Linked DNA regions of Homo sapiens: region 2 is linked to region 1. The links are chromatin loops, found by intact Hi-C in ENCODE. Cell type or tissue: PC-9. All regions are shown on one strand. Each heading gives the region's core, and the rest is flanking DNA. Links, peaks and the distances in the headings are about the cores only. Region 1 overlaps GNAT3 (G protein subunit alpha transducin 3). Region 2 holds the start of CD36 (CD36 molecule (CD36 blood group)).

What was found. A loop is a pair of places that touch in the nucleus more often than their neighbours do. Peaks named below come from ENCODE experiments on the same cell type or tissue, not always from the same donor. Only the 100,000 strongest peaks of a DNase experiment are listed, where the experiment ranks them.
Region 2: it touches region 1 in a loop (8-fold over the local background); 14 of 110 quality-filtered maps call a loop at or near these places.

The regions. Positions count from the first base shown.
Region 1 is chr7:80,473,262-80,490,163 of GRCh38, forward strand. It overlaps GNAT3 (G protein subunit alpha transducin 3), which reads right to left. Exons shown (of 8, transcript NM_001102386.3): 3 at 15,274-15,415; 4 at 5,580-5,737; 5 at 990-1,118. It overlaps LOC107986812 (a long non-coding RNA gene), which reads left to right and starts at 13,206. Exons shown (of 3, transcript XR_001745252.2): 1 at 13,206-13,326; 2 at 14,425-14,520. RefSeq lists an enhancer at 5,512-5,806. In PC-9, for the core only: no CTCF peak of the experiment used is centred there; a DNase peak (open chromatin) is centred at 8,140; H3K27ac peaks cover 1,084 bases.
Region 2 is chr7:80,636,118-80,653,019 of GRCh38, forward strand. It overlaps CD36 (CD36 molecule (CD36 blood group)), which reads left to right and starts at 2,525. Exons shown (of 15, transcript NM_001001548.3): 1 at 2,525-2,629; 2 at 9,971-10,064; 3 at 10,535-10,743. The coding sequence starts at 10,624. In PC-9, for the core only: no CTCF peak of the experiment used is centred there; a DNase peak (open chromatin) is centred at 7,594; H3K4me3 peaks cover 1,138 bases; H3K27ac peaks cover 1,631 bases.

The sequences.
Region 1 (16,902 bases), core at 3,293-11,292:
CGAATTTTGAAGAGTTTTTCCGTATTAGTTGAAAATATACTATCTACATAATAGGTATTCTACTTAGATATTATATATAACACATACTTTAAAATATTTGAAGCTTTTATCTTACTAAAATAAATTTATGATGTTGATTAATTACCATTTTCTTTTTCCTCACGAATGGATATGAATAATTCATGCCACTCTATCTCCAGTTTTTTACTCTTTAAGATTATTCTCATTGTTTGATACAAGAGTAATTTTATTAGTTATATTTTTATTGATTTTTGTCATTACTAAACAATGCAGCTAGAACCTGCTATTAATGTTTAATATTCCATATTGTCCACAATCCATACAAAAAGGTATTTAAATATTAAGGGATATTTTCTAACATTATAGTATGGGTTTCCATTTCTTGGTATAGTAAATGAGTGATTTTGCAGTAGAATTTCTAGGAAGCTCTCGATAATATAACCGCAATGAAAATAATGATTCATTTTCATACTCAAAACATGGTTATAAAATATGCCTTGTTATTGCAGTAAATAGTATCATATTCAAATAATTCTCATCTTGGTAATTTGCATTTTTTAAAATTAAGGAAACAGATGTTATAGGAATATTTCAAGCAAATAGGAAAATAGAAAGGCAAAGGAAATAGGATTCCTGGCACCCATTTCTTGTATGTTATTTAAATACATTTTCTTTTTTTTCCCCAAAGTACAGTGCCAGTTTTAAGCATGAGGAAAGTAAAATCTAGTCCCCACCTGCTCAAGCCAGAAGCATTTTAGCCTGGAAGGAGGGATGAGGCTCAGGATGAGAGGCTGGGGTGAGAGGCTATAGAAGGACAGTAAAGGACAGCGGTACTGAAGGTAAACTAGAGCTAGTGAGTACATCCAAGGATTATTGAACCTGAACATGGGCTAGAGCTTTTCTCCATGAGGAAATATTAAGCCTGATGCATACTTCTGTCTACAGTTAGAAAAGATATTTGATCATACCTGAAGTGCAAGTCTTTAAAGGAGAATTGAGTTTCAATGATTCCAGTCGTTTTCACTCGAGAATGGAGAACATCTTGTTCATTTGGCACATACCCAGATGCTGTTATTCTATCTAAATCATTAAGGTAGCTAATAAAGACAAAACAAAATTATATATGTGTATATATAATACATAAATACATACATATATGTATATATACACACATACATACATATATATGTGTGTGTATATATATATATTTTTAACTTTGCGTTTGAAGAAACCAGGATTCAGTAGAAATGAATTTTTAGCGTAGGTTCTATGAAAAATGATAAATTCTAGACAGGCGCTTTCCAAACTATGCTCATCGAATTAAAAGTTTGGTAGCTGGAATGTTGCAGAATGCAGAGTGCTGAATGTGGCACACAGCTGACCCCCAGCGTCCTCTTCTAAAGGCACCTAAATCAACATTGCCTTAACCTGTATTTTATGTGGTTTGTGTGATAAATTTGCTTGTATATGGATAGGAGTATGAAAGAAAATTTCTCTTTATAGTGCCTGGATCATTACAAAACTAAAAGTTGCCTTATAGTGGTAGTGGCTAGATTATCCTCGAAATTCTGTAGTTTGAATTTAGGCATTTTCGGTTTTATGAGAGTGATTGGTTCGAATGTACTAATTTGAAGGTTGTTTGTTATTTTTGCATGAATTTGCCTCATCAAGACTCAGCCATTTCCATTAAATGCCATTGCAATATCTAGTTAGCGCAATAAAAGAAGTACCATTTGTCTCTCTTCCTGGTCTATGCTGGAAGTGACTCATGAATTTGCAAACCCACCCTGACCTGGCTCTCCTGGGGACAGAAGGGTGAACGTACCCACTGTCCCCACTCCCACCTCCTCTTCCATCAATGCATCACTGTGTCTTTACCCCTTCCAGGAAGCTATATTAAAAATTGTTAGTATTAACAGGCTGAATATGGTGTTTTTTTCCCCTCACAGGATCTAGGTGTGGTGATGAACAGGAATAAGTCTAATTAAATTGTGTATGCTATAACAGTCTGCTAAATTAGAGGAAAAAAAACCTGCTCTCAGCTTCCTAACTCTTGAAACGAGATAATGTCTTCATACTAAAAAAAAAAAAAAAAAGTGTTTTATTGCTTTAAAAATAATTTGAAAACCACTGGTCTAGACTTTTGATACTAAGCTTTTAGTGGCTTAGCAATATCACTATTTCTGTAAAACTTTCAGATACAAATAGTAATAGCATGGTAATGCCTTTATGACAAATTTCGCCATTACACTGAACCACATTTATAGAAAGATAAGATTCAAGTGCTTCCATCGAGACAGAATTTGTGAGGTAGAATCCAGCTGAATGTTAGTCAGTGTTAAAAATTGTTTGTTCAGTGATTAAGCTGAGAAGCTGTTACGCCTTAGCACCTAGCACAAAGATTGAAAAAACAAAATTATTTTATTAGTTAAAAAAATTCATTATTAATATAGGTAATTTATTCTTGGAGGATCTTTTTCCTTTTAAGCTGAAACAAATTAAGGTTGGACAAGTGTCCCAAAGGGATTTCGGCCGAGAGTAAAAATCACACCTCAGAAACACATAACATATATAATATGAAAATTTGTCACCATTGTTTTATTCTAAAAAAGCTTAAGTTTTCTTTTGAAAAAAGAGTGAAACATTAAGATGTAAATGTATTGGAAAAAGTACTGGCAGGATTTGCTAGTGTATTTATTTTCTATTTTGGCAAGCAAATCCCTTTGTGAATTTTCTATTAATTAAGTCTGCATGTGTGGTAGGTGTGTTGTTGGTCAGTTAGTTCACGCAAGAGTAAAAAGAAAACAAAAAAAACCCAAAAATATACCTACCAAAATAAAGATTAAATTCATTTCATGATACCTAAATGAAAACCTTGGTAAGGACACATTTATTTGCATGTATGAATGATTTCAAGCAAAGCAGAAGCATTAGCAGACTGACAAATTTGCATTTAAAATGCTTGTTTAAATAAACAAATATGGAATGTGGGAGTTCAAGTCTATAATCTAAAGCTTAGACCAAATAGAGGCCCTTAACATATATGAATCTAATCATTTAAAAGTACTAAATTCTTTTCCAATTATTTAAACTAGTATTTTTCCTGGTGAAGTCTATGGTAATTCTTAAAGCACATGGAATTTTAAAGGCACACTAGATGGCTGCAATTAGCAAACCATGCAGTCAACTAAAATGTTTCCTCTGATTATCCCTGCCATACCCCTCTTCTTTCAATTTGCTAGAACTGATGAGGTTATGTTGCCAACTATGGCATTCCTTTCCCTTATTCTGATTATATTCACTTTTTTGTTAGCCTTAACTTGAAGGATCTCTAGATTTGAGAAAACAAGAAGTATCTTACTTTTACCAGAAAAAGAAAAAAGTGTTAGAGACCTTGCTCTATATAATGTATATGAAATAGACACACATTATAGTACCAATCTCATTTTATATCTAGTTTTCTAATGTAATTCAGTGTTTGGAAAAAAAAATCTGCTCTTAATTTCTGGAAGAAAGCAATGACCATTCAACTACCTTTCTCAGCAAGCTTTCCTTTTAAGGACACCTAAGAGCAGAAAAAAAAAACCACTTTATTATTATTATTACTTTTTGTTTATGTATGAAATTTCTCTAAGACCCAGGGAAAATGAGCTTTTCTGTTGTTGTTCTATTGCACCTGCAGTAATCTGGGTAGTTGAAAACTATTACAATATGGGCAACATTTACAAAATGAATGCAAATTGATATTGTTTAATTGTTTTTAACTTGATGAACAGATTTAAAATTTTACTATGAATCTATAATGGAGTAGATAGTCCCAGTGTAAAACATACTTTAAGTATTTAAATAAAGGAAAAAGCTAAAATTAAATACTAGAAAATACAATAAAATGCCATTTATTTGCCCATTTTAACTATGTGGTTTGTACAAGACTAAATATATTAATGAGAGCCCACTTTAATCTATCTTTCTCTCTAGCTCTCTACCCAGAGCTTTACTAAGCAAGATTTTATGGAAATATTCCACAATTCAGCTTCTTACTCATTGTGACTACCTTTACCAATGAATAGTTTAGAAAAGCAATGTTTTACTCCACTGCAGAGATCCCTTGTACTATTAAAATGTGGTAGGTGCTGAGACACTTATGAAAAGTTATTCAAGTTGATATAATCACAAAATGAGACTCATTCTCTCCATCAGAGAGCTAGGAAAAACTCCTCCAAAAGCAATGTGCCCTTTGAAATTGGGGTCTAAAATAAAGATGAATGAATAATTACAGAAAATTTTTTCTCTAGAGTTTATATAGCTTATTTTCTCTCCCTAATCATTCTGTCCATCAATGATTAAAAATCTGAAGTGTCATGCAAGCTTCATTGTTCTGTCCTTAACCGATCTTTTTCATTTGTTTCACTTTTACATTACTGTTTTGCTTTTGTTTAATTAAACGATGCTAGCAGCTTCTGTTGGCGGGGAGAGGGGGAGTTCATCAAAAGAACTATATTTACACTTTTTCACACATATGCATGAACAGAAATAGAAAATGAGTAATTAGATTGTATTTACATATGCACACATCTTGCAGGCATATAGTAAGGGGCTATGTTAGGAACCACTTGCTAAAATAATTGTTTTTTGGGGTTAATTTGGTGACAGGGTCTTGCTCTTTTGCCCCAACTGGAGTACAGTGGTGCAGTCTCTGCCTACTGCAGCCTTGACCTCCTGCGCTCAAGCAATCCTTCTGTCTCAGCTTCCCAAGTAGCTGGGACTACAGGCACATGCCACCACACCTGGCTAATTTTGTATTTTTTTGTAGCAACTTGGCTTTGCCATGTAACCCAGGCTGGTCTCAAATTCCTTACTTCAAGCTGTCTGCCTGCCATGGCCTCCCAAAGTGCTGGGATTACAGGCGTGAGCCACTGTGCCCAGCACTAAAGGAAAATTTTAAATCACTTTGATAATGAAATTATAAATAGTGTCACAAGCCCCTAATTTCCTTATGGTTAATTAATGCTAAATGGATGATACAAGCAGTGAAATTTATAGAATTTTTTGAGACTCCAAAAGAATCTCCTAGTATACAAGTATTTTGGAAATCATTTCATTAATTTCTTCTAGAATTTTGTATCATGGTCATCAACCCAATGAGCCAAGGCATGTGTCATTAATGAAATTAATCTAGGAGATGATTTCACTAATATGGATAGAGATGAAATGAATAGCCCAAAACCTCAGTGTGCATGTCACCAGTCTGTGTTAGTGTGAAAGGCTATGCATAAAGGTTAACACTTTTTAATCAAGAGAAGATATTTGCACCATAGAATCTTCTCAGGCAGTTTCAAACTTAGTTATTTAAAATGCTCCCCTGGTTATATTTTCTTAAATCTCATTATGTCACCTTGTTCATTTTCATTTCTCTTTAATTGCTTTTTATTTTACTCTAATAAAATGTAACACCATTTATTTTCCTCATTTGAATTTACAAATGCAAAGTATGCAGAATTATAATTCTTAATTTTAAATGTTTTACCTCCAATTCCCCTTAAAGTGAATTCACTTACTAAGCTGCTGAGTCATTGAGCTGATATTCAGATGCCCTTTCAAAGCAGGCCTGAATTCCTGGATCTCTCCACAGCCGTTTTATTACCTCAGCCAGTTGAGGTGTCATGCCACCATCTTCCAGGGTATTTGCCATTGCATAAAGTTGTCGTTGGTCCTCCTAGAACAATATTTTGGTGAGAATAAGTATGTATTATTTGGAATCACATATTCTATTTTCTAATAGAGTAATTTACTGGGATAATTTTAATCTTATTCTTTTAGCTAATAATTCCACCAAACATCTTTTTGAACTATATTGAGGTAAATAGAACTAAAGTTTTTCATGGCTGGATGATGCCCAGAAGAGTTCTCCTTTGCAAAAACTATAAAATATTATGTGAAGAAATTAGCATATTTTGAAATATGTCACTGACTTCTGAATATGATATCAAGGAGGATAATAATACTTTGCTGTAGTCATACTAAGTTTGCAAAAGGTCTACATATTATACCAAGGTAAAATAAAAATTAAGCTGATTTAATCTGGTATCTTCTTCTTTTTTTAATCATCGCCATGAATTTTTCTAGAAAAAAAAAGCCAAGTAAAAATTAGAGTAGACCGGGCATGGTGGCTAACGCCTATAATCCCAGCACTTAGGGAGGCCGAGGTGGGTAGATCACTTGAGCCCAGGAGTCTGAGACCAGCCTGGGCAACATGGCAAAATTTTTCTCTACAAAAAAATTAGTCAGGGATGTAGTACATGTCTGTAGTCCCAGCTACTTGGGAGGCTGAGGTGGGAGAATTGCTTGAGCTTGGGAGGCAGAGGTTGCAGTGGGCAGAGATTGCACCACTACATTTCAGCCTAGGTGACAGAGCCAGACCCTGTCTCAAAAAAAAAAAAAAAAAAAAATTAGAGTAAAAATGGAAATAAATTCATTATTCTAAAATTGTATTGTTTCAAAAAATTAATATATAATGTTTTTTTGTCATCGGGTTACTGCCTCGTAATCATATAAAGAATGGTAAACATTTGGATCCACATAATATTTTTGAACATCCCTGTAGGCATTGTTGATTGCATATGCCTTTGGAACAAATCAGTAGGACAGAGGTGAGAGTTTTTTATGCAAAGCAAGGAATTATTGTCTTAGTCCTGTTGGGATAACATTTGGAGGTTACCAGCAAAGAAGGAAATAGAAGTTTACTGAGTAAATACTATAGTCTGCAATTTATTTAAACAAATAATCAAAATAGCTTTATGACAAATCATTTTTTAAAAAATTAAGATGTTGAGTTTCAGAATAACTAAATTGACTGTGGTAATAGCCCAGGCAAATGGAGAAGTCTGAACTCAACCTTGTTGTCAGCCTCTAAAACTGATATCTTTTTTAGCTCATAACCCTCCTAGTGCATATTATTACAATTTACAAAACTGCACATGCAATATCACACATAATCCTCACAACCATGAGATAGACACTATATTTTCTCCATTTTACATGTGAGGAATCTAAAACTCAGAGTTTTAGAAACGAGTAAACCAGTAAATACAATAAGTATCAGAATAAGAGTCAAATACAAGCGCATTTTGTGCCATGTCAGGCTGTTACTGTTACAGGAAAGGGGTCCCAATCCAGATCCCAAGAGAGGGTTCTTGGATCTCACACAAGAAAGAATTCAGGACGAGTCCATAGGGCAAAATGAAAGCAAGTTTATTCAGAAAGTGAAGGAATAAAAGAATGGCTACTCCATATACAGAGCAGCCCCGAGGGCTGCTGGTTGTTCATTTTTGTGGTTTCTTGATGATATGCTAAACAAGGGGTGGATTATTCATGCCTCCCCTTGTTAGAGCATATAGGGTAACTTCCTGACATTGCCATGGCATTTGTAAACTGTCATGGTGCTGGTGGGAGTATAGCGGTGAGGACAAGCAGAGGTCACTCTCATGGCCATCTTGGTTTGGGTGGGTTTGGGCCAGCTTCTTACTGCAGCCTGTTTATCAGCAAGGTCGTTATGACCTGCATCTTGTGCCGACCTCCTTATCTCACCCTGTAACTTAGAATGCCTTAACTGTCTGGGAATGAAGCCTAGTGGGTCTCATTCTCATTTTCCTCAGCTCCTATTTAAGATGAAGTTGCTCTGGTTCAAATGCCTCTGACACTACCAGTGAAGTATGTTCAATAAGAACTTGCTGCTTTTCTGATACAACTCAGCTTATTATTATTTTGAATTGACTACAGTTTTTTTCTACCATTTTATCAAAAATCTGTTCTTTGTATAAAAAATAAGGATATGTCACTTATTGTTAAAGAGACACTGGTAAGGGTAAAAAAAGAAAATAACTTATTCTATCTTTCTTCACAATCAGCTTTTATTGTTAAAAGTAAACTGATCAGATGGTCATTGGTCCACATATTCAATGTGTAAACCAAAAACAAAATTCTAAGTCCCCCAAGCAACAGAATTCTAAGCCCCGCAACCAACAGAAATCCCTCTTGGCCAACAGAATTCCAAAGTAAACCTGAAAAACTAGGTCAGGCTGTGATAGGAAGGGTGGGGTCAGACATGCCTCATTAGGCCCTCCTCCCTTTGGAATTCAGGCATAACTCACCCGCATTAACATTGAAACAGAGATCTTAGGACTGATAAAACAGAATCTTTATAGCAATAAGATTCCAAATTCCAAACTGACTCCAGTATAGAGCAGGCCCTGAAAGAAATTATTTTACCCCCAAATATATTTTTTTGGCATATATAAAAGAATAAAAGAAAATAACAAGAAAATAAAAGCTGTCTTTTGTGGGGGAAGTTTACATTGTGTAGAGAAGCCCCTTCCCTTTTCAAGGCCTTTTCTGATCCTGGTGAGATTAGCTGAAAGTCTAGCACTTTTTAAAGGTCTACATAGGAAATATTTGCCATCTATTGCCTCTAAGGGTGCCACCTATGAGGCTTCATCTACATAATAAGAACCTTGGTCTCCACAGACTCTTAACCTAGAGACTCCTTTCTACTGATTCTAGGCCTTTAGACAATAACTTAATTCTTTCAACCAATCAGAAAATAACTTAATTCTTTTCAACCAATCAGAAAATGTTTGAATCCACCTATGACTGGAAGGTCCCGCTTCAAATTGTCCTGCCTTTCTGGACCTTGCATGTATTGACTGATATCTGCCTGTAACTTTAATCCCCATAGAATGTATAAAATCAGGCAATAACTTAACTACCTTGGGCATATGTTCTCAGGACCTCCTGAGGCTGTGCCATGGGTCATGGCCCTCACATTTGGCTCAAAATAAATCTCTTCAAGTATTTTACGGAGTTTGGCTTTTTTGTCAACAAATGGCCATATCAAGTCTCAACCTGATTTTCCTGCATCAACACAGGATAGATTTTTAAAACCCCATTTCTCTGTTAAATGGATATGAAAGAGAACTGCAAGTTCAGTGAAATATGCTCTGGTCACTTTCACTAGCATCATGCTATTGGCTCCTTCCACTATTAAAGTGCTGTTTAGGAGGAATGATGCCATAAAACAACCACTACACAGTTTTATCCCTAAGGAGAAAAAATTATATATCTTGTCAGCATAGCTTTACAAACCAAACAAATATACTGTTTCATTTCTTTCTGTTTTTCTTTCTTATTTTCTTTTTCTTTTTTCTTTCTTTTTCTTTTTTGTTTTTTTGTTTGTTTGTTTGTTTGTTTTTTGAGACGGAGTCTTGCTCTGTCATGCAGGCTGGAGTGCAGTGGCACAACCTAGGCTCACTTCAACCTCCACCTCCCACTTTCAAGCGATTCTCCTGCCTCAGCCTCCCAAGTAGCTGAGACTACAGGTGCACACCACCACACCCAGCTAATTTTTGTAATTTTTTTTTTTTTTTTTTTTTTTAGTAGGGTCGAGGTTTCACCATGTTGGCCAGGATGGTCTCGATCTCTTGACCTCATGATCTGCCCACCTCGGGCTCCCAAAGTGCTAGGATTACAGGCGTGAACCACCATACCTGTCCTTCCTTTTTAAAAAAATATTCTATTTTTAATTTCAATATACTTTATTTGTAGAGGTATCATGAATATAGTTCTAGTTTAAACACTTCAATGTTACAAAGTCTCCCTTGACCACTTCAATCCTACTACCTCCTACAAAGGCAAGTTATCCTATCAGGTTGGTTTTTGTGTCTCCAGACCTTTTACTTTTTAAATTTGTGCGTGCATAGTTGGAGCCTACGGTAATGATTTTCAATCCAGGCTGCACATTACAAGCATATGGTGTACCCTTAAAAGTACTGATAGCAGAACTGCAACCCAAACAAAATGAATCAGCATCCTTGCATGTCAGGCCCTGCAAAGGTAGTTTTTAAAAGCTTCAAGGTGACGCAACTGTTCTGACTGCATTAAGAATTTCTGGCAATATACAGTTGTTATTTTTTTAACCATAAATAACACTTTATTGAACATAGTGTATTTCCATTCTTGATGTTCTTCTGTGCTTATTGAAAAGCTGGTATAATTTAAAGAATTACAATTCTTTAAATTTAAAATTCCTTAAAGCTTTTAAAGGATTGAGCCTACCCATCAAATGTGAATTTTTAAAATATATAACACCAAAATGTATAGGTATTATGAAAACTTAGCTTCCTCATAACGGCCAAACTGATCGAACACTTAACTCCTATTTTATTGTTATATTTTAAAAACTCTAGTAATTTCTCACCAAACTCAAAACTCAACATAAAACCCAAATCCCTTATCCCTTACTGTGACTCACAAGGTTCTACATGTTTTGATCCCCTCTTTCCCTCCTTTCTCCCTTTCTCTCCCTGCCACCAAGACTCAAGATGCACTGAACAATTTGTTGCTCCTTGAACTCACCAAGCCCTCATTTCAGCGCATTTCAGTGGTTGTTGCCTCCATGTCCTTCGGTGGTTCACTTCCTTTTTCACTCAAGTCTCTTCCCAATACCACCTCCTCAATGAAGCCTTCTCTAATCATCCTTTCTGCCACATTTTTCAAATAACACCCTGTGGATTTGAGTGGCATCCCAAAGAAGTTTTATTTCCCTATGAGGTATTTGGAAAAGCTTGGGAATTACAGTGGGCCTGGAATGGCTCATTCTCTCTCTCTCTCTCTTTAAAGAATATTTATTTTATTTACTCATCATTTTTATTTTACTTTAAGTTCTGGGATACATGTGCAGAACATGAAGGTTTGTTACATAGGTATACATGTGCTATGGTGGTTTCCTGCACCTATCAACTCATCTTCATTCTCTTAAGATTGTGTAACTTTGGGACTACATTGTATAGAAAATAAAATATGTGTTTTCCCTACAGATTACTCAGAACTTCATCGTTAATATTAGGGATCCCAGGTGGTCTTAGAACTTTGTGGAACTTATTCTGAACCCTAGAGTCATATTTCCAAATATCATGAAAAAAATATCAAAAGAAAGGAAGACTATATAGTTTACCTAGTAATTGTGAGAAATGCTGAGTTAAAAATACCATGTTTTGTGGCTACTCGGTTTTCAGAATCTTTGAGTAGTAATATTGGTTGAAAATTTCCAAGTTATTGGACGCATATATACCAAACAAATCTAATCACAGAACTTCAATTGTAGAACATCTTGAGGAATCAGTGCTTTTTGGTTCATATTGTAGAGTTTACTTTGTAGGGTTCTATGTCCAAGATGATTACAACAGTGCTCAAATTATGTAGTAAAAGTGTTACAATTTTCAGCATTCTTTTATGTCAGTTGAGTGGATTCTATATGCTCCAAAATAGGATATAATAATATTCAAAAGGATAAGTAGATATTTACTAAATATCTTCATTATTTCTCCTTTCCTATTTCTTCAGGATATGAAGGTTTGTTACATAGGTAACAAAAAAAGAGGGTTTGTTAACCCTCTTTTCAAGTTCTATGCTTAGGAAATTCTAAGCCTATCAAATACTAAACCACAACCAATAAGAACAATCCCGATTTAGCTGCTTCCCCTCTAACTACATATCCCATCTCTCTCCTACTCCTTGGCTATAGGTCCTGAAATATTGTCCTTAACTGTTCCAATAGCCTATTCTCATTTCTCCACATATTCCACAGGAGTAGGAGTCCACCATTCTTCTGGAACCTCTCTCACTATATTCCCAATGGCTCCATATTTCTAAATCCAATAGATTCTATTTAATAGTTTCCTTTCTTGACCTCTCAAGACCTTTCAATGTGGATAATTCCCTTTGGAACACTTCTCTTGAATTCTGTGATTTCGCATACTTCTGATTTCCTTTTACTCTTCTGTCCTCTCCCTTGAAGGTTCTTTTCCTAACAAATGAGCAGAAAATATTGTGTGTTTTTTTTTTTTAACACTCTTCCCTAGACTCTGTTATCCCTAATACCCTTCCCTTCTTAATCTAAGTGCTTCCTTCACCTATTCCATCCTACTTTCTTAGTATGAATTATATGCCATAGTATAATGGCATGCCAATAACACCTAGATTTAGATCTCTAGACAAAGTGTCCATTTTGGGCTTCAAATGCACATTTGTAATTGCTTACATATGTAGATATCAAATAGAACTTACAAACTCATTCCAAAACCAAACTAATTAGTTCTTTTCCATCCTCATTTAATGTTAGTGTTCCCCTTCTTAGTAATTCCTTCTTTAAGCAAGGATTGAGCTCCACATATAGCTGCACAGCCTTTTTGAAATAGCATATTTGTAGTTACTTGTTAAACATCAAGCTCTCCTCTCCTGATGACAAATATTATTTCCATCTCAGTTACTGCTGAGCCCTCACTACATCCCCGGTGTCCAACTAAATGTCTACCACATAAATAATAGTTTAATAAAAAATAATTTTTTCAAATGATGTTGGATGTATAGATTTCACTACCTAAATTTTAATGATCCTATATTCAAAATAAATATTGAAAAATAATACCTAATATTTACTGAAAATGTACATTCTATAATACTCTGTATATAGTGGATTTCTTATGTTTTTGCTTCCTTCTTTAATAGTCATTGTAACTCAAGGAGGAAAGCCATAACATTCTGTGGAAGCAGACACTGAAATTTAGAGAGGTTAACTTGTCCAAACTTATAGACCCAGTGACTAATAAAGCTCACATAAATTTTCTATCAGAACTTCTCTCTTTGGCAATCTGTGTGATGATGTGCAAATGGCTATATAAAAGTATATGCACTTGTATAAATAAATAATTGAGAGCTAACCAGAACTCTGAAAGTCACATGTAGGTAGTGTTTAGCAATCAATCTGTTAAATAAACAATTTTAAACAGGTCAAGAGTATATTAATCTCAAAACCAAGTACTAGAATGCAGCTGAAACTGATAGAGTTCACATAAGTGGAAATCAAAATATGAACTATGTCGTGCCTGACAACTGTGATGTTCTGATAGTTGAGAATATAGGTACTCTTGAGAAGTTATGACAATGGCTAAGTGCTGCTTAAGTTGATCTGTTTATGCCATTCAATGTACAGTTTGAATGAACTGTACTTTTATTTTTTAATTAGCATGATGGCAGCAATGTGTAGAGTTTATTATTTTCACTTCCCCTATATGTCAACTCATTAAGACTTTTACTAATAAATCTCTCATCTCACTTTTTTTTTTTTCAAGACAGGGTCTTGCTCTGTTGCCCAGGCTGGAGTGCAGTGGCGCCATCACAGCTGCTGCAACCTCAACCTCCCAAGCTCAAGTGAATCTCCCACCTCAGCCTCCCAAGTAGCTGGGACTACAGGTACACACCACCATGCCTAGCTATTTTTTTTTCTTTTTCTTTTCCTTTTTTTTTTTTTTTTTTTTTTTATAGATACAGTGTCTGGTTATATTGTTCAGACTGGTCTGGAACTCCCGGGCTCAAGCGATCCTCTTGCCTCAGCCTCCCAAGATGTTGAGATTATAGGCATGAGACACCATATCTGGTCAAATATCAAGTATTTAGTGATCAGAGCGTCACTGTTTCACAAACTCTGGGTTCTATGAAAGACACAGTCTATTTAAATAAGTAGCAATAGGCAAGATTGTGATTTCCAACTTCTCTGACACAAATGCATGGAATACCGTATTGCATCTACAAATTTAAACATCATTAAATCATTCTCAAAGGAATTCAGAGGGTACGTCTATTTTTGTAACTATTATTGCCTAAGAGGAAAAAATAAATATTTCTAATCATTAAATCCTTGAATAGCAAAAAGCACTATAATGGAATCCAGGAGAAGTGGATTTTTCCATAAACTTGAGCTACTTAATGTAAACCAACTAATCTTTGAGCCTTGTTTTTTTTAAATTAAGGTGGGTATACTATGTTGTTTCTTAAGAGCCAATTTAAAATCCTACGTTCTTAGGAAAAGCCAAGGTCAGATCCATAACTGAACTACACTTAAATAAGAACATGATCACTAAGTCAGAGAGAGATAAAGAATAAAAGGATCTTGGAGTTCGACTCCTCCAAGTTCCCCTTTTACACATGAGAGGGAAACTGTAGCCAGAGAGATAGATTGGAGCAAACTGTGGAGAAAGCTAGAAATGGGAATCAGTAAAATACCTGACTCCTTGCTTTATAAACTATCTGCCTGAAGGCCATACTTAGCATTTCCTTGTTCTTTGAAGAAAAGTGACAGGAAAAAGGGGGATTTCCCCTTTCTTTACATTAAGAGCACAGAAAAGGCTTTGTTTTGTTTTGTTTTTGTTTTAATTGTAATGATTTCTGGTGGTCATTTACAAGATCCAGTGGTCATTTAAAAGGTCCACTAAGCTGGGGGAGGGAGTTCAAATGACTCCTCTTTCTTTATCCTTACTATGCTTTTGCTCTCTATTTTTATTGTTTCTATAGCAAGGTTTCCAAGAATTACGTTGGTAGGCATTCAACTGGCATCCTCTGGAGGTAACCAGATGCCCAGCTGCTCCTGGAGGGGACATATGGAAGTGGGTGAGTTCTTCTTGTGGATTCTACTCCGTTACTCTTTTTTTTGGGTGGGGTCAACTGTGGTTCTTTGGATAATACTGTAAGTTTCATTTGCCAAATAATTTTATATGTCTGCCTATAAACTTTTAAAGTAAGTGGATTTCAAATATAATTTAATGTAAAATAATTAGATAGCAAAATATAAAGTAGGGAGAAAATAATTTTGTTGCTACCTTACAAACGGAACTATGACTACTTGAATATACTTGATATACAGACATTTGCTTACTCCTACAATTTGAATTCTTTTTTAAAAAAAAACTTATCAAGTAATCATTTCCCTGTTGCCACACAGACCTTGTAATCATCGTCAAACATTAATTATAATTGTTATGTTATTAAACATTTTTTAGTCTCTTTGAAATGGCATAACTAAAAAAATTAATGTAGAGATATTGCAAATTGTGTTTATGCCATAAATTCTTTTGTATTTAGCAATCACAAGCAATATTTTTATTTGTTATGGTGTATTATTTGATATTAAGTTTAATCCTCAGGAAAACAACTAATGTTGAATAATATTACAGTATATAGTAAAAAAGTTTCACTTCAAGGAAAATAAGAAATCTTACACAAAACAGAATTAATGTTTCAAAATTCATGTTTCATATTTTTAAATTTTGGATATAGATTAATACTATGAACTTATTAAGTCCTCTTATTTTATGGCTCAAACTCTATTGCAGGACATACAGCTGTCATTATTTGCATACTTACTGCACTTCTGGGATTTACATAATCAATTCCAAGGGTAGTCATGGCTTTCACAATAGCTAGGATGGATTGCAATGTATTACTGTAAATTACTGCTTTGAACTCCATGCATTCTTGCTCACTGTAACCATTCTTATGGATGATCCTATAATTTAAACATGAAAAGTTTCTGTGAGTTGAATAATTGATTGTAACACTAAAGCACATCCAACTAAGTTGCTTGAATAAAATTACAGTATATATTCATTAAAAAGGAATTTTGACCATACATATATGCTAACTCTAAACAATTTTATGCCTTTGGACTTTTATTATCATTGTCATTTATACAGTATTTTCTTTCTGGGCTACCCATGATAAATATGAAAAGACTTAGGATTTGTTATTTAAAAATACTTTTTTAAAATGGGTAAATCATAAGCATTATACTTAGAAAGTCTATTTTTTTAAGAGAAAAATTTCTAGATTCCCAGGACAAAGATATATACAGAGTTTGAAACTTGACCTTGTGTTTACAACCTGATGTCTAGAGGAAGCGAAGTCATTTAGAACATTCATGACTTTTCCTATCATGCTGAAAAATAGGAGTGCCTGCTTTCTATTTACAGCATTAACAAAGGCATCTTTTTTAGTACACGTAATTGCCCTGTTAAATTTCTTGTCAGTTCTCCATCTGTGTACGTGCCACTGAGTTATAAAAGTTGAAATGCCTGACATTTTATTTGGCTGAACTCTTCTCTACCTTCCACTCATTCAGCCAAACTCAAGATTTTACTAGTAGTTTTCGAATAATAGCTTAAAATAGATTTACCTATCAAAAGCTAAAATCGTTAGATATGCCAGTTACGTATTTTTGCATCTTTATTGTATAATTTTTTTTGTTCCTTTCTATTTTCTCTTATTGTCTTGAAGTCCTTTGTATTCATTAGGCATCTTTTTGGATGTCATATTACTAAAGATTTATATTGTGTCTACACGTATAAAGGCTTTAGCATGGGGGGAAAAGAGCATAAACACCTCTTTAATGTCTTTGAAGATATTAGAAGCTTCCTATACAAGAAATCTGAACTGAAAGGAGTAAAGGCACAGCCTATATTTGTTATTTGTTGTTTTTTATATTTGATTACAAATCATTGCTGAACTTCTACTTTAAACATGGTCATGTTTGTCTTGCTGCATTAAACCATTAAATAACTTACATAAGTAAATAAAATAGACAAAGGCTGTAGAAAAAAATGCAGTAAAATGTCTTTATGGATAGATCAAGAATAAGTTTATTAAAGAAATCCCAGTTTTCTGTCAAATTGAACTTGGAAAATTATTATTAAAATGGCAACTGTGAATAAACATGAGGCACTTAGGTTATCTTCATGAAACAAGTTCTGATTACTATGAGAAGATGAAGAAACATTTATCACAAAGAAAAATGATAAAAACAGAAGTTAAAATGTCCAGTTGAAGTGGGACTTTAAACAACATCGTTTTTCCAGGAGATGCATATATAAATTTCAGTGAGATAGAGCACTCCAACTGCAAAGTTGGTTCTGAGGTCTGTTGAAATTAATAAGCTTTTACTGTGCATTTTCTGTGACATACTGTGTTATGTGTTAAAGAAATACATTATACAAGTCT
Region 2 (16,902 bases), core at 3,216-11,215, 160 kb after region 1:
TGGCAGAATTTCTTCGATGGTGATAAGTGACCTGTGGAAAATAAAGCAGAGAACGGAGAGGGGAGGAGGCTTGTAGGAAGTGGGGGTGATGAAATGGGGAGTGTTGAGTGCCTAGAAATTTTCAGGCTCCTGTCAAGTATTGTACACTACTCATCTCTTAGCTCTTATTATTACTCTTTTATTTAGTTTTCTCTATTCTTTGATTATGAAAATGAGAGCAATGAATGTTAATTAACTTGATTATGGCAATCATTTTACAGTGTATACACATGTCAAAATGATTCATACCTTGATAAATCTGGAAAAAGAAGAACAAGCAGTTAACTTCCAATTACAAGTCAATATAACTAGGGCCCGGTAGCCTGAGGATTTAAACTTACATCCTTCCAATTTCTAACCCTATGTGATCTCTTGCAAAAAAAAAAAAAAAAGAATTTCCAAAGAATTGTCTAAACTGACTGAAGTAGATTGAAAATTATATCCTGTCATTCTAATAAATTAATCCAGTGTTATAGTGGATTTACATAAAGCAAGGTATATGCTCACATAAAACACATCCCTTCAAAATATGGTGGGTGCATAGTCTTTAAAAAAATGAAAACCCCAACACTCTTTACTTTAAAATGGGTACAGCATTTTGCTATGTTATTGTTTAAGGTCTATATTTTTCTAAAAATCCACAGTTGCAGATTTGACTCAGCTGTGTGCTTTCAGATCTTGTATGCTAAGCTACTCAGGAACTGTTGTCTATGGGATTGAACACTTAACAGCTGTCTCTGGGAATGTAAATTTGATTCTTTGGACTGCTCATGGGACTCTGTGACATTTTCCTCTCCAGTGACAGCAGATTTGAATGGCATTAGGCTACTGATTAAATAATACCCAAGTAAGTTTAATGTCAACTTAGGCATCTATTTTGCATGTATTTTTTCTGAAATAATCTTTCTCTAATTGCGATCATATTTTCATTATACTTTAGTCTTTTAATATCTTTAAAATATGCTCTTTTAAACAGGTCTTATCTGAACCCTTTCGTTGGTAATCTTTTTCTGAATTGTCATATTAGAGTGTGAGTGTGTGAGAATTAAGGTTGAGAAATAAATTAGCTTAAATACAAAACAGCTATCTACAAAATAGATATTCTTAACCAAAATAATATGTCTTTATACTACCATTTTATATCGTGCCACCAAGATAAAAGGTCGCAGTTATTTAAGGGAATTACCTTCTTAAGTTTCATGAAATCACTGTGAGTTATTCTTTTCTAACTGAAAGCATAAATTATAAAGAGATTGCACATGGTCATTTCTACTTTATCCTAATTAAGTGGTCTGAGATTTGAAAAAAAAGTAATAGACTTACAATATTTTTATGACTTATTTTTTAAATAAATATGTCAGTAAAAACTTCCCTGGGGAAAAAAAATTCTTGAGGAGAAAAGAGTGTTTGGGGTTTTTTTTTTCAGTTGTATGGCACTGCTTGCAAATGAAAGGATTCGTTGTGTGCCTCACATGCCCAAAAAGGACAGCACGAGCATTCTAACTTAAGGACTGGTTTAAATATGACCTAATGAACTAAATATATTTCTGTCTGGTATTCTTAGGTTACTTTACTTCTAAGGTTGTTTGAATGCATTTATCCAGCTCTCCTATCAAATACATGCCAGGTTAACCCTGTGAAGGTTTTCCTGTATGATTCTGAGAATTTCTTTATAAGAACAGGGTCTTGATAGTGAAGGTTCTTTCCCCAAAGTGCAAGGCCTTCTATTTTGATTCAATATCAACATAATGCTTTTTTTTTTTTTGAAAGTGACTTAAGTACTAAAGATTATCCTCAATAGTAATTCTACTTAGACATATTTTGGTTGAAGAAATTTAAAGAGTTTATTTTTTGTAGGAGCACTGTGCTGTGATCATGAAATTTTTGCAAAACTAACAGAAAATGATAAACAGTTAAGAACTTCCAGCTAGAACAATAGGCTGTTTCCTTTTTTTAAGTCAGTTTGTCATCCTTGCTGATTGACAGTCTCCAATTGTTTTCAGAATTATTAGTCTCACAGTATTTCAGAATTACGCTGTATAAAAAAGTACATTAAATTTAAACTTAATAAAATAAGTTTCGCAAGCTCAGTCAAGACAGGGAAGTGAGAATATGATTATTCTTCCAAATTTACTATTTCCACCAGCGGTCTCAGTTCAGCATCTGAGAATATGTTAGGGGAAACTCAGCAAGTCAGTTCCTTTTGTTTTTCTGGCCTCTGACTTACTTGGATGGGAAATAGCCAAAAAAAAAAAAAATGCTGAATATCTCAGATATAGGTAATGGGTCTTCACCAGAACATAAAAATAGACCCTTATTAGCCATATCAGTAATGTGCTGTGTGGGGGATTTTTTTTTTCTTTCAATTCCTCTGGCAACAAACCACACACTGGGATCTGACACTGTAGAGTGCTTTCTCTTCTCTTTTTTTGGGGGGGGGAGGGGGTGTGGTTGCATATTTAAACTCTCACGCATTTATGTACTGAGGACTGCAGTGTAGGACTTTCCTGCAGAATACCATTTGATCCTATTAAGAATTGTCCAAATGTTGGAGCATTTGATTGAAAAATCCTTCTTAGCCATTTTAAAGGTAAGTTGTATGATTTTTCTTTAAATAAAAAAGATTAAGGGATTTTTCCCATCACCCAGATGACGGGAGGTGACACTACTGTATAAATACTCCTAAGAAGTTATATAGGAGGACAGGAAAAAAGGTAGTAACTGTTTTCTTAGTCACTAGGCTTTATCTAAAAATCAGGTTTGCATTATTTTCAAGTTATCAACCTTCCTATATTTTATGCTTAAACCATACCCAATGGCATTTCATGTCGTATGTATAAGTTAATATTTAAAGTGATTTATAATCCAATTTGGATTATTATAAAACTTTCATTTTATACTTAGGCTATTTATACATGATGTTTAAATGATGAAGATCATTATACTGCAGACCAATATAATGAGGTTAGATGTTATAAATGACTTACAGCTCTTATGTCAACATGTTGTCTAATATGCAATTATTAACTATTACTTTACAGAGTCATTAGCTTGTTTAATTTTCAATCTGAATTGCACAACTTTTGGTATACCTGACTTGCTCTACATGATCAAATGCAATGTGTATTTTGGATATGTGCTTTTTAAGTTCTTTTCTGTAATGAACAAAGATATTGTCATTGTTACTGGGAATAGCAAAGTATATTACTTTTAAATAATCTGAAATTTAATTAGTGTAAATTAGTAGAATAAAAATAAAGTTAATTTTTTTTCGATTCAGGAAGCTTATTACAAATAGTACTGAATTATTAGATGATGATGCCAAGTTGAAGTAAAGGAGAAATCAATTTGGAGGAATTAAGTAAAAGCCTCAAATTAATTATACATTAACTAAAATTATAAATAACTGTAAATGGCATAAATTCTCTAGAGTACATCCCAGTTTCTGAAATCATCAAGTAGCATATTGAAACCTGTTTTGTAAAGATTTGCATGTACTTTTTAGTCTTTTTCTGTGTGGTTTGAAGTCAGTAATGTGTGTTGAAGCTAAAAAATATTGCTTTAAATATTGGTTCACAAGGAAGCCAAAATGAAATATTTAAAAATGTTTGTTATATAGAAAGTCCAGTGGTCCTTTGGAATTTACAAGAAAATAAGAACTAAAGTAGAAATCATTTAATTTCCCAGACTCATTAGTGAACCAGAACAATAAACCAAACAGAGAACCATCAGATAATGGGTTAGCCTGGGAAGAATATTAATTACAACTGGAGGTACTTGCACAGAGTGTACTGAATTTGGAATTTACCTTGGAAGTTATAGTTGCCACCCTATTTTTTTAAGGAATTTTTTTAACCTTGTTTACTTTAACACATTTGAACCCTGCATGTGTGTGTATTTCCTGTGTGTTTCCTGAAAAGGAAAGTTTAAGATAATTCTGTAACTATCAGATACTTAATTCTGTAAGTATCCTTGCATCTAATCAGAAGATGTTTTTGTTCACTGGCCCAAGATGTGTCTGAAACTTGCAAGTAGCATTGTTCTAAACTAGTAGCTGTCTTTCCATTTGCATATTTTAATTCCATACATATATGATCACATTTCATTATAATCTAACTATTTTGCAAATACTCATTTCTACTTTTGTAAAATATACACATTTATTAGATTTTTAAAACACTTGGCCAATATGAAATAACACTTTACTGTTATGGTTTGAAATGATACTTCATAGTAATATTTCAAAATAACAATAACATTTTCTACAATATAAATATATATTATTTTACTTCATTTAATACTTGCAACCTTATTTGATGTAAGTAAACTCATTTTAGAGAAAACTGTATCACAGACAAACTTCAATACTAACACCCAGAACTGAATCTACATTTCTTGGCTTCAAGGTCCAGCATTTTTGGCATTACAAACTTTATAGTGTCTGTTTATAGTAGAATTTGGGGTGTGGAAAAAAGACATTAGCATTCTTGTCTAAGGTTCAAAAATTAAGAATGGGTCTAGATAATACTCTTTAAGTCAGTATGAACTTAAGGGAATAATTTCAAACCTACAGTAATCCCTGGTTCATAAGTCTTTAAAAGACGGGACTTGTTTCTAGAAGGATCCCAAGTATAATATATAAAGTCCAATGTATTTATTGCATTAGTTTTTAAAGACTACCATCAAAACAAGTTACAAATTGCAATATTTGAGAAGTATGTAATTATTTTATATTACAGATGTCTATCAAGTTTTTTCCTATTTTACATTTTTACCATCATATATTCTGATAGGATAGAAATGGACATGAGATAATTTCAGTAAGATAAGATTCTGGAGATCTCATAGTCCAGTTATTTGAAAATTACTTGTGGAGCCCATGGGTTCTTTGGAGATGACTCAGAGCCCAAGTGAAGCGTGACTGGGAAAGGGAAGAGGCACAGTTTCTGCTCCTTTCTTTTACCAAATAACTCTTCTTTGAACTATCTTTTATATTGGTATTGTGCATAAAATTTACCTTGAAAGGAGAATTCTATCTCTAAACATGATTTTATAAAGAATGACCTAATGACCTTATGTTGATGAAACATAATCATAGTTAAATGATTGTTTTACACCCATTTCTACTACCTTGAATTTGAATCTACATTTTTACTCATGTATAGGGAACTGTGTCTTTATAAACATACATAGTTATGATAATGTGAAAAAAGTAATTTTAAAAACTAACTTCTATACTCATGCAAACCGTTGAATGAATTCCCCCAAGTCCTCCAAAAACTAGATTTTATGGACAGATGCTGTATTTTTTAGGTAAGGAAAACTCTCTGTATCAAGAGAATGGAAAACAAGAGTGTGGTCTGGTTTTCTATCCTAAGAAAAAGTGGGAGGAAGGCTTATAGATAGAAAAAAAAGAAATTTTAGCAATCTACTGATCAGTAAGAAAATGTCATTTAGGTCTGGCAAGTGTCTATGGTACAAGTACCCTGGAAATCTAAAACTTTTCAAATTTCATAGTTTACATCCCAGCAGATGTTACTTCAGGGCCATGCCTTTTCTGGGTGGAGTTTCCAAGGGAACACAGCTTTATAAACACAAGGGATTAATTATAGATGCTCTGGGGACTTGCTCTAATGTTCTAAACTGTTTACTGAAGAGGCTTCTTATATCTCAGTCTAATGCAGGCTTTGCAAAAAGCTTAGTCTCTGTTTCTACTGGGTTCCCAATATAGTGGGAGGGTATTTTGCTTAAAAGTTCATTACAGAAACACTGTTGACCTGATAACCAAAAAAAAAAAAAAGTTATATTTTTCCTCCCTCTTTCAAAGATGACCCAACGGAATAGGGTCCACTCATGAATTCTACAAAAGGAATAGGATTTATAATCTATAAACTGGACAGAAGGCAACTGAGCTGCCTATAGAATCAAGAAAGGCATGTAATTAGTTGCCTATTAAAACACGTCTTCTTATTTTCCCTTTCTTCTTTATACAAGTCTCAATTAGTTTTCTGTATCTTGGCTTTCTAAATTTAAGTATTTTAAGCAGGAAGTAAATTATTACCGATACAGTATCAATATCTTGTCTGTTTCTTATAAAGGACAAGTAACAATTAGTAAAGAATAAAATTTAATCTACAATTAGCAAATGAAATTAATTACCTATTTTCATATATAAGGAGTTGTGTTATTAAGAAAACTGAGTAAGCATAACCCAAATTTTTTTATGCTTTAGACAGCTAAATTTGGTGGAATGGTGGAGACAAACTACATTCTTTCTCTGAAGATAAATATAGGTGGAAAAGCTGTGTGACTACATGTGCTATTTAACATGAACTTTTCTCTTTTGTATTTGGTGCACGTCTTACGTAGTATGGGTGGTTCTCCTTTGCCTCAGGTGAATAAAACTAATTATAATTTTGTCATATGCAGCTTAAGGATAGAGTATGATTATAATAACAATACTTCATTACTCATGGTGTCAAGGCACCGAGTGATAATAAATGAACCCAACTAGTGTCACGTATTTTGCCTATTCTTAGGAAAAAGGTAGAAACTTAAAGTAATAAGAGGCAATCAATCAGTTGAAAATTTGAACAAATAGACAAGTTCAGTTTGTCTAGCTCTTTTTTCAAAATATCAGCACATGGATTGAAGTTTTGTTAGATTAATACTTGTAATTTTGCTTGTATATCATCCTGACCAATGTTAGATTGAGAACTGTCTAACCATAGAATTCAACAGAATAAATTACTTGATACTTCTGTTTTCTAATGTATGTGACTCTACAGCAGTGGGATGTGTACACTATCTCACTTCAGTTTTAAGTTCAAAGCAGACAGAGCTAGGCAGTACCCAGGCCTGTCCATTGCTCAACATATCTAGGCTCAGAGTCCATAGAAGTTATACTAATCAGTTTTCAGGTCTAGAGAGGGAGCCATTGGAGCGCATGCACTACTCCCTGGTTTCTTCAGTGGTTACTGTTGGAACTCTTTACCCCTTGCAGAAACTCTTCTCTGTAGTGCATGGAGCTACTTGATTGAATAAAGAAGAATGATTTGGGAAAAGGCCAGATAGATTCACAACTAGGTTGTGGCATAGAATCTGGAGAAGGGCTAATATATGCACATATACCTATTCTAACAGCAATAGAGTTATAATTTTAAATCATTTTGTATCACATTTGTCAGAGTTGCAAATGACATTAATATTGAATGAGTAATTTTTAGTGAAGTTTATGTGGAACATAAAATAACTTTTCCAGAGAGATAACTTAATCCTTGAGTTATACATGTTTTAAATAGATTTTCATACTATATTAACAAAACTGGAATGTGACACTGGGGGTTTCCTGCTGCATTTTTTATGTGGGCTCATAAAGCTGTGGGTTTCTACAGAGGTTCTCCTAGAGCTTCCTAACAGTGAGGATAAAGAGTGTCAGGCAGGAACAGGAAGACAAAGTTAAGAAACAGAGTCTCTGGGTTTCTTAACTGCTGTGGAATCAGTCATTTTACCTAATGCACTTCCACGTAAGAATTGAAAAACCAGTTCAGCCGCTTAAATTAAAAAATGCTGATCTCATTTTATCATCTCATTTTACGCATGAGGAAATTGAGGTGTAGAGAGATTATGTGGCTTGTCTGCTTTCATTTAGCAAGACAGTGACAAATCAGTCTTTGGTTTAATCTTGTCCCTTCATCTCAATTGAACCAGCTGGGATCGCTATATTTTAATTGCTTCGTTAAGTATAACTTGCAGAAAATATTTGGGGATGGTCTATGAAATGGGCATTCAATAAAATATTATGTACCTAATAAACTACCCTAAATCTCATTATCAGTTCACAACATACAGAACACCAGCATGACATTCTCTAGTTGGCGATTACTGTGGTTGCTTAAAAGATGGTTTCAAGAAAAGTTTCAAGTGCTTTACAATTATGCATTGCAAAGGAAATTCTATTTGACAATATCCAGTCCTGATTACCAGCATTAAATTACTCATTCCATTGCATTAGGACAGCCATGGACAAAGCCATATGAGGTAGCATGGTATACGATTTCCAAGGGCAGGGAAAGCTATTGTTACCACTCCACCCTGAACAATTAATAAAAAGCCAGCCCTACTTGCTCAGTGAGACAGAAAATTCCACAGGAAAAACAAATCACTTGTTTAGACTTATGTGCATTCCCTTTACATTGGAGAAAAATGACACTAAAGAACTAGTCAGTCTTCTTAATCACCAAGACCTTGATGTAAATGAAGTTTATTGCATCCTATGGTTTATACTGGAAAGTATCCTATGTATAAGGGAATAGGCAAAGGGGAATCCCAAAGGTTAAGGGAACATATGTAAATAATAAAATTGCCAAGAAAAATATTTGTAACATTTATTCCTACATTTTGGGGGAAAATATCATTTTCTTATTCTTTTCTTAGCTCTACAGGTAATATTTTTGAAAAACTATATGATTACTAAAGTGGAAGTAAATACTAATAAAATCATAAGAGTGGTACCTCTGTTGCAAGACAGCTGTGGAGGGAAAACCTGAAATTATAACAAACCACAATTATTAATACACTTACAACATTAACAACAATATTCTATGTGCCCTTTTTTGACTGTAGCCTTCATTCCGTTGGCACATATGTTTTCTTTGGCCATGAGCATTTCAAAGTAGAGAATAATTGTTTATAAACTATAAAGCGCATTCTGACTATAAATGACACGCCAACCCCATTATTGACAAAATGTCATTGCAACAACAAAGAAGTTCAAATAAATGTGTTTTCAAATACTAGTTAGAATTAACTCTGATTATTACAGTAGGATCCACTCATTTCACAAACTGTATTCTTTCTTCCAATCTTTTTTTTTTTTTTTGAGATGGAGTTTCACTCTTGTTGCCCAGGCTGGAGTGCAATGGCATGATCTCGGCTCACCGCAACCTCCGCCTCCTGGGTTCAAGCGATTCTCCTGCCTCAGCCTCCGGAGTAGCTGGGATTACAAGCATGTGCCACCAAGCCCGGCTAACTTTGTATGTTTAGTAGAGATGGGGTTTCTCTGTGTTGGTCGGGCTGGTCTCAAACTCCCAACCTCAGGTGATCCACCCGCCTCAGCCTTCCAAAGTGCTAGGATGACAGGTGTGAGCCACCACGCCCGGCTCTCCCAATCTTTATATAATAATCACATACTATGGCTGGGCATGGTGGCTCACGCCTGTCATCCCAGCACTTTGGGAGGCTGAGGTGGGTGGATCACGAGGTCAGGAGTTCGAGACCAGCCTGACCAACATGGTGAAACCCCATCTCTACTGAAAATACAAAAATTAACCAGGCATGGTGGCGTGCACCTGTAATCCCAGCTACACAGGAGGCTGAGTCAGGAGAATTGCTTGAACCCAGGAGGCAGAGGTTGCAGTGAGCCGAGATCGTGCCACTGCACTCCAGCCTGGGTGACAGAGAAAGACTCCGTCTCAAAAAATAATAATAATCACATACTTTATGAAGACACCAAACATTAGATTGACAAATATATACTAACACAAACTACCTAATTTTAACAGAATTAGCATGAATCAACTGCAAATGACAAACTATATTGTAGTTGAATGTGTAGGGAAAAAATTCTTCAGTAAGAGAGCAATGCCATGGTTGAAACAAGACATCCTCTACATTTTATATTTGCTTCAAATTCTTTATACCTGTAGTCTATCCAAAGTCATCAATAAAACTGAAAGTAAGATACTCTTATTTTAAAAATTCCATGTTTTAAACAGTTTTTAGGACAAGCCATTCAGGCCTGAACTCAGTATTCATGAAAATTAGACTTTCTTTTAACAGTTATTTTAAGTATGGTGATATTAGAGAGTGTCCCAGTATAAAATTTCTGAGAATTTTTTTCTATTTACCCATGCTTTTCTTATTTTCACAGATAGCTTTCCAATGATTAGACGAATTGATTCTTTCTGTGACTCATCAGTTCATTTCCTGTAAAATTCATGTCTTGCTGTTGATTTGTGAATAAGGTATCGTAAATAAAACATCTGTTACCATACTTGCTTATCATTTAATGGAAAACACATCAGTCAACCCACATTCTGTTCGCAGGAGAGCTCCAGAAGGGGTGTGGAAGGTTGTGTTGGGTGGAGAAACCAGATAGTGAGGATGCAACTAAGTTGCTGAGACAAGGGAAGAGAGATGAGGGTGAGAGTTCTCCTTAGATAAGATTTCAATATGTTAATCATGTGTAGAAAGAAAATTAAAAAGGAGGAATATGAAGAAATTCAGATATGACATTATTAGTTCTGCCACTGGTAGGCATTAGAAGCAAGAAAAGGGAGACGGACCGAGGAAGCCACTTTGGTGAAACAAAAAGAAAAGCATTTGTTTATTTAGAACGGGCAAAATGATACGTTTCAGTGGGTGTTTTCTTTGTACTTTGATCTTTTTGTACTGATATTTAAGCTTCTGTTTTATGATCTCTTTCTAATGATAGAACCAGAGCTTGTAGAAACCACTTTAATCATATCCAGGAGTTTGCAAGAAACAGGTGCTTAACACTAATTCACCTCCTGAACAAGAAAAATGGGCTGTGACCGGAACTGTGGGCTCATCGCTGGGGCTGTCATTGGTGCTGTCCTGGCTGTGTTTGGAGGTATTCTAATGCCAGTTGGAGACCTGCTTATCCAGAAGACAATTAAAAAGGTACAAGTAGTCCAAAGAATATGCCTTCTCATTTTGATTGATTCTAACTTCTCTTTTTTTGCTTTGTATTTACCTGCTTTATATTTCATGGTAACTGCTAATTTTGTATCTTTGACATAAAGGTAATTATGAACCACTGCAACTCTATATGATGCGACTTTATGTGAAATGTTATAAGTATAATGTATATTTAACATGACTCCATTGCTGTCTTAAATATAAATACCAAATTCTATTAAAAGCTGTCTACAGGTATGCATGTTAGTAGAAATAATTGTTTTAAGTTATGTCCAAAGAGCATGTTGGCATGCTTTTGAGTAGGAAATAAGTGAGTATATTTTGTAAAAGCACATTTATAAAAGAAGTTGCACTTTAGTTAATACTGAGAAAAGTAAAACTGTGTGTGTGTGTGTGTGTGTGTGTAATGTGTTTAATATTGAAACATAAATCCTTATTAAATTGTAGGTAAACTTGTTTGGTAATACACTGTTTAGTAATCCACTATTTTTATATATGTGTAATAATCTCATCTCATAAATATTTTCTATTTGTGAAGCTTCATATTGGAATCTTAGAAAATACTTTCAGAAATATGCAGAACATGTCTTAGTATAAAACAAATTGACTGTAGTGTGAAAAAACAGAATGATTGAATAGATGGGCTTTGCACAACAACCTAGAATTCATCTCCCACCCTAGCTTATTCGAATTAGCTACACACTCACTCATCAGAAACGTTGATTGATAGGGGGAAGAAGAGAATAAAGGGAAGCAGTTCTGCTGAAGTTCTAAATCAGGGATGGCAAATTCAAATGGCTGCAGGAGTTTGGATACAGGGGTTAAACAAAATTTAAGGTGCCAAGAACAAGATAAAATGAAGAACAGGAACTGCTGTGAACTAGACTGTGTGTTTACTGCCTGAAGGCATAAATGTTCATTTTATTAAACATAATACTGGCCAAATAAAACGAGTTCTGCCTTCAACTCTCTACCTGGTTAGGATGGCAATGACCTAGACAAAGGGTTAGTAAGCATAGTGCACGATGGAGAACAGGAGGAATTGAATTTTTATTAAATTTTTATTGCTATATTGTTAGTATTTTTAATATTTTTGATCCACAGTTGGTTGAATCTGCAGATGTGGAACCCATGAATACAGAGGGCTGACTGTATTGTGTTTATTGCTAACATATTGCAGAACTTCAGCCTCATGCATTTAACTGAAAAAACATATGTAAATTAGTATCCCCTGCCTTGGAATTCTTAGTTTTCTTGATAGTATTTTTAATACAGGCCAATGGAAACAGACAGGTAATAGTGAGGTGTGGGGCTTATCTAATAGTGGGATGGAGTGGCCATTGATCTGACATCCTTCCTACTCATAAACTATGTTCTCACCCAGATCTTATGCAGAGAAAGTACAAGATCAGTGTCTGTGTTAACGTACAGACTACAACATCATTTGGAAAAGTTTTCCAAATTCAAAAATCACAATAATCTTCCAATGCACAGCGATTTAGACTACTTTTTTTTGCTGACACATAATTATTGGTCAATAACTGAGTATTGATGATTTAATTTTTTTCTTTGTCATGCAACAAAACTGGTACATGTAGATTCTTTTGAATAGCATGTGAGGTGCTAGCATTTATTTTAATTCTTTAATATTTATCTTTATGCTTATAATAGTTAACCATGAGAAAGTAAGTTTTCTGACATCAAAATGTGCTTTTGTATAATGACTAAGAGAATAATATAATCTCATCTATTGTAAGCTATAACCAGGGGAAGATATATTATAATAAAAAATACCGAGACCTATGAGACTCTAGAATTGAATTGGAAAAGTAAATGCTGTAATACTTTGAAAGAGAAATCTCTCAGAGTATTCAAGAAACTTCAGGAAAAAGGTAGGACTTGATTCAGATTTTAAAGAAGTGTAGAATTTTGAAAGTCTCAAATAACTGCAGTAACCATATTAAAGGACTGATTGATAGTATGAAAAACCCTGTGAAAATGCTACCAAATGCAGTGAAGATGGAAGGAAGAAGGTAGAGAATGTGCCCATAATACTGGATTAACAGCAGAAAAGATTAGAAGTTAACATGGGGTTAGAGTTAGGAAGCAAGCTTAGAACATCAGGCAGAAAAATACTTAATTGATGATACAATACACAATAGTCGTCGGTATGTTTTTCAGCAAGTGTAAGATATGATAAAACCTGAATTTAGAGATTAGATGGCTAACATTTAATTCTTACTAAGAGTTTCCTATATACTAGTTCACTTAATCTTCAAAAATATCTGTGAGAAGTTGCTGTTATTTTACTCATCTTACAGGCGCAAGTCCTTAAATCAACTTGCCAACTCACCTAGCCAATAGGGAAAGAAGTCATTCTCCAAATGTAAGCAATCTGTAGGAAGAGCCTAGATGAAAAACCTGGCCTTGTATACTACTCTACAGCAGAAAGGTTGCAAAGTGAGGATACCAGAGATAGGAAAACAAACAAACAAAAAACTGTAGGATATGACCACTTTCAAGGAGAATATAAGATTCCCTTTTAGAAAGATATTTGCATAATCTGCACATTATATAACAAAAGGCACACTGGTCTGGCATGGTTGAGTATATAGAAAAAAAAAACTGATAGATAATAGGATGAAATGGAAGCTTGGAGAGACAGATTAAATTAGAGGAGTAAAAGCATCAAACTCAAGATGTCCAGTGAGTTATTGATAGAAGGTATGTATATACCTTACAAAGTAAAACAGAGGTTTTATAAGTGATGTTTTATGAACATCAGTCTGTGTTTCAAAGGTCAGAGTTCAAATAGATTTGATCATTGCTATAAAGATTAAAAATAAAACTAAACAGTAGATTTACTTTTAGAGAGTTTTAATGGAGAGAGGAAAAAGCAGAAGAATTATTACAGAATTTGTAATAATTCAGAGGCAGGAAGACAAAAGTAGAAAAGGAAAAGAATGATCTTATATGAAGAAACAAACAAAGAGTACAATCCTAGAAGTTAATAGGAGGCCAGAACTCAAGGAAAGAAAGCATAAAATGTTCTCAGGCAGATGAAAATTAAGAAAATAATGATTAGAACATGGTCACCAATAATTTTGAAAGTATACTTTGAGTAGGGTAATAAAGAAGGGGGAATTAAATCAATGGAGTGCTTTTCCTTCTTGTTTTTGAAATAAGAATTATCCGTGCAATCTTTTACAAGGAAAAGAGAAGATTCAGACTTCCTAGTGTAGATTCAAACTCAAGGAGGTGGTACAACAGAGACTCATAAAAACTGTCAAATGACAGTGCACATTGTAAGCCCCCTACATGTCCATAGACTAAGACTCATCATCAGAATCCTTATATTGGTCAAGATGTATGGTACATTTAAGGCTAAGCTTCTTTTTGCTCTCAGATTCCTACACAACCATGTTGACCTTGTTAATTTAGTCATATGAAGTAGGTGGAATATTGTTTGAATAGACTGTTTCTTTTTTCTTCAGTTTACAGACTATTTTTTAAATGATATTGGCGTATGTATATCTTTGGCATAGAGTAGGAGTCAAATATTTGAATTTTGTGTAAACCTAGAGAGCCAAGTGTCTTACTGCTGCCTCAGAAATACTTAGAGTAATGCTATTTCACAAACATATGGGTTTTGGTACTGTTGACTTCTTATTTGTGTACCATTAAAACTCATTTAATATTACTTTGTTTAGCTGACTAATAGCAAATTAAGAAAGCTATTGTATACAAGTGATATTTGGAAAAAAATAATTAAACTTCTTAATTGAGAATGATGAGAAAATCATTTCATATTTAGTGTAGAGTTGCAGTGCTGTGATACCTTCCAATTCTGAAAGATGTCATTACCATTTGAAGTAGTCTAAAACAGTTTAGCAAGCTTATTTGTACTTTATTTTTGCTCTTTATTTTCAAGGGATGTCTCTGGTATCCTCATGCTTTTTATGGATTATAGCTGCAATCTTTCTTACCAGTATTTTTGACCGTGATTCTTAATAGAGTTGTGTGCAGCCAGCAAGTTTATGCAGTCTTTCAAAAAAAAAAAAAAAACTAAAAATCAATAGCAAGAGCTGCCATGAAAGTAGAAACTACCAAAGCACTGTGGAAAAGGGTCAAAATTCTACCACCATTTACAAAAGATAATTTATCACTTGACATTATTAATGTCAGTTGATAAAAAGTTTAGTGAATATTGTATAACATAACATAGGTAGTTGTATGCTAAGCAGATTAATGCAGGAACAGAAAACCAGATACCACATGTTCTCACTTGTAAGTAGGAGCTAAATATTGAATACACGTGGATATAAAGAAGGGAACAATAGACACCTGGGGCTAATCGAGGGTGGGAAGGGGGAGGAGAGCGGAGGATCAAAAAACTACCTATCAGGTACTATGCTTATTACCTGCGTGAAGAAATAATCCGTACACCAAACCTCCATGACACACAATTTACCTATATAACAAACTTGCACATGTACCTCTGACCCTAAAATAAAAGTTGGAAGAAAAAAATAAAATTTAAATAAGTTCTATAGTTCTAACTATAGAACACCAAAAAAGGAATTATAGGTTTCTTTGTTCCTGTTAGAGAACTAATATTAAATATCATCATTCAATTATACCATTTTTCCTTCTCCCATTCTTGAAAACAATGATCCTTCTGTAGCTTGTAAGAAATGCCTTCAGACAAAATAAATTGAAATCATGATTCATTAAAATGGTTATACATGGCTGGGCATGGTGGCTCATGCCTATAATCCTAGTACTTCGGGAGGCTGAGACGGGTGGATCACTTGAGCTCAGGAGTTTGAGACCAGCCTGGGCAACATGGCAAAACCCCATCTCTACGAATAATACAAAAAAATTAGCTGGATATGGTTACACATGCCTGTAGTCCTAGCTTTTGTGGGGCTGAAGTGGGAGGATCCCTTGAGCCCAGGAGGTTGAGGCTGCAGTGAGCTAAGGTCGCGCCTCTGTACTTCAGCCTGGGTGACAAAGTGAGACCCTGTCTCCCCCCGCAAAAAATTATGTTTGAATTAATAGTCCATATTTTAAACATATAATTTGTTTATATTACCTTTATAATGTATGCTTCTAGTATTTCCAGATATAATAAAATAATTTGTACTTTTTCATAGTATCTAAAAGCTCAAAAATAAATGACTAAAAATATTAAAGATGGTAAAGTTTGTTTTATATTTAATAACGTAAGAACAACCCAAAATATTTAAATTAAAATAGCAGTATAAAAACGAATTAAACACTATGTATATGTGCATATAGCTGTAATAACAAATGTCACTTAAAGACAATGTTTCAAGAAATAGACAAGCATATATGTTTCTTCTACTAGTCCAATTTAATATCAACATAGTTTACTTTTCATGCCAAACACAACATAGTTTACTTTTCATACCATTTTAGGTACTTACATAAATTCTTGGAGGCTAATTTCTAGGTTTCAGAAACATATTAAAGCTTACTACTCCAATACATTTCACCTAATTTTATTCTGGGTTTTAGTTGATGATGATGTTCTGAAACTAAAGCCATTTTCAGATTCTCTGCATAACTGTCACTACAATTCTAATTCATTCTCAACTTACACACACTTGCATAATGCAAAAACATTAGAATTTCTTTTAACATGGGGAAATGATTCGTTTTAGGCCCAATTACAAGCAAATGGTAGCAGCTAGTGGGAAGGATGGAAGTATGCTTCTGGTTTTTAAGAAAGTTTTTACTTTACTAGAAAGAGAAATATTAAAATGATTAAATAACAGAAAAATAATTGTCACAGGATATTATATAAGTTATTGGCACATGACTGGCTTAGACAGTAAATGCTATGAACCAAGCAATTAAAGCAGAATGGAGAAGTAAATGGTATTAGAGTTCTTCCTCTAAAGGATGGATAGAATTTGTAAAATACTAATAGCTGACATTTATTGAATGTCTGGTTTGTACTAACACTGTTCTAAGTGTTCACGTTTATTGATCCCCATAACAACCTATGAGGATAAATATTTAAGCCACATGAAAATGCCAAAATTCAACTTTTTTTGATTTTCAAAAATACTAAGTCTATATGGTTCAATCTAACATTACTGTTATAATTTCACA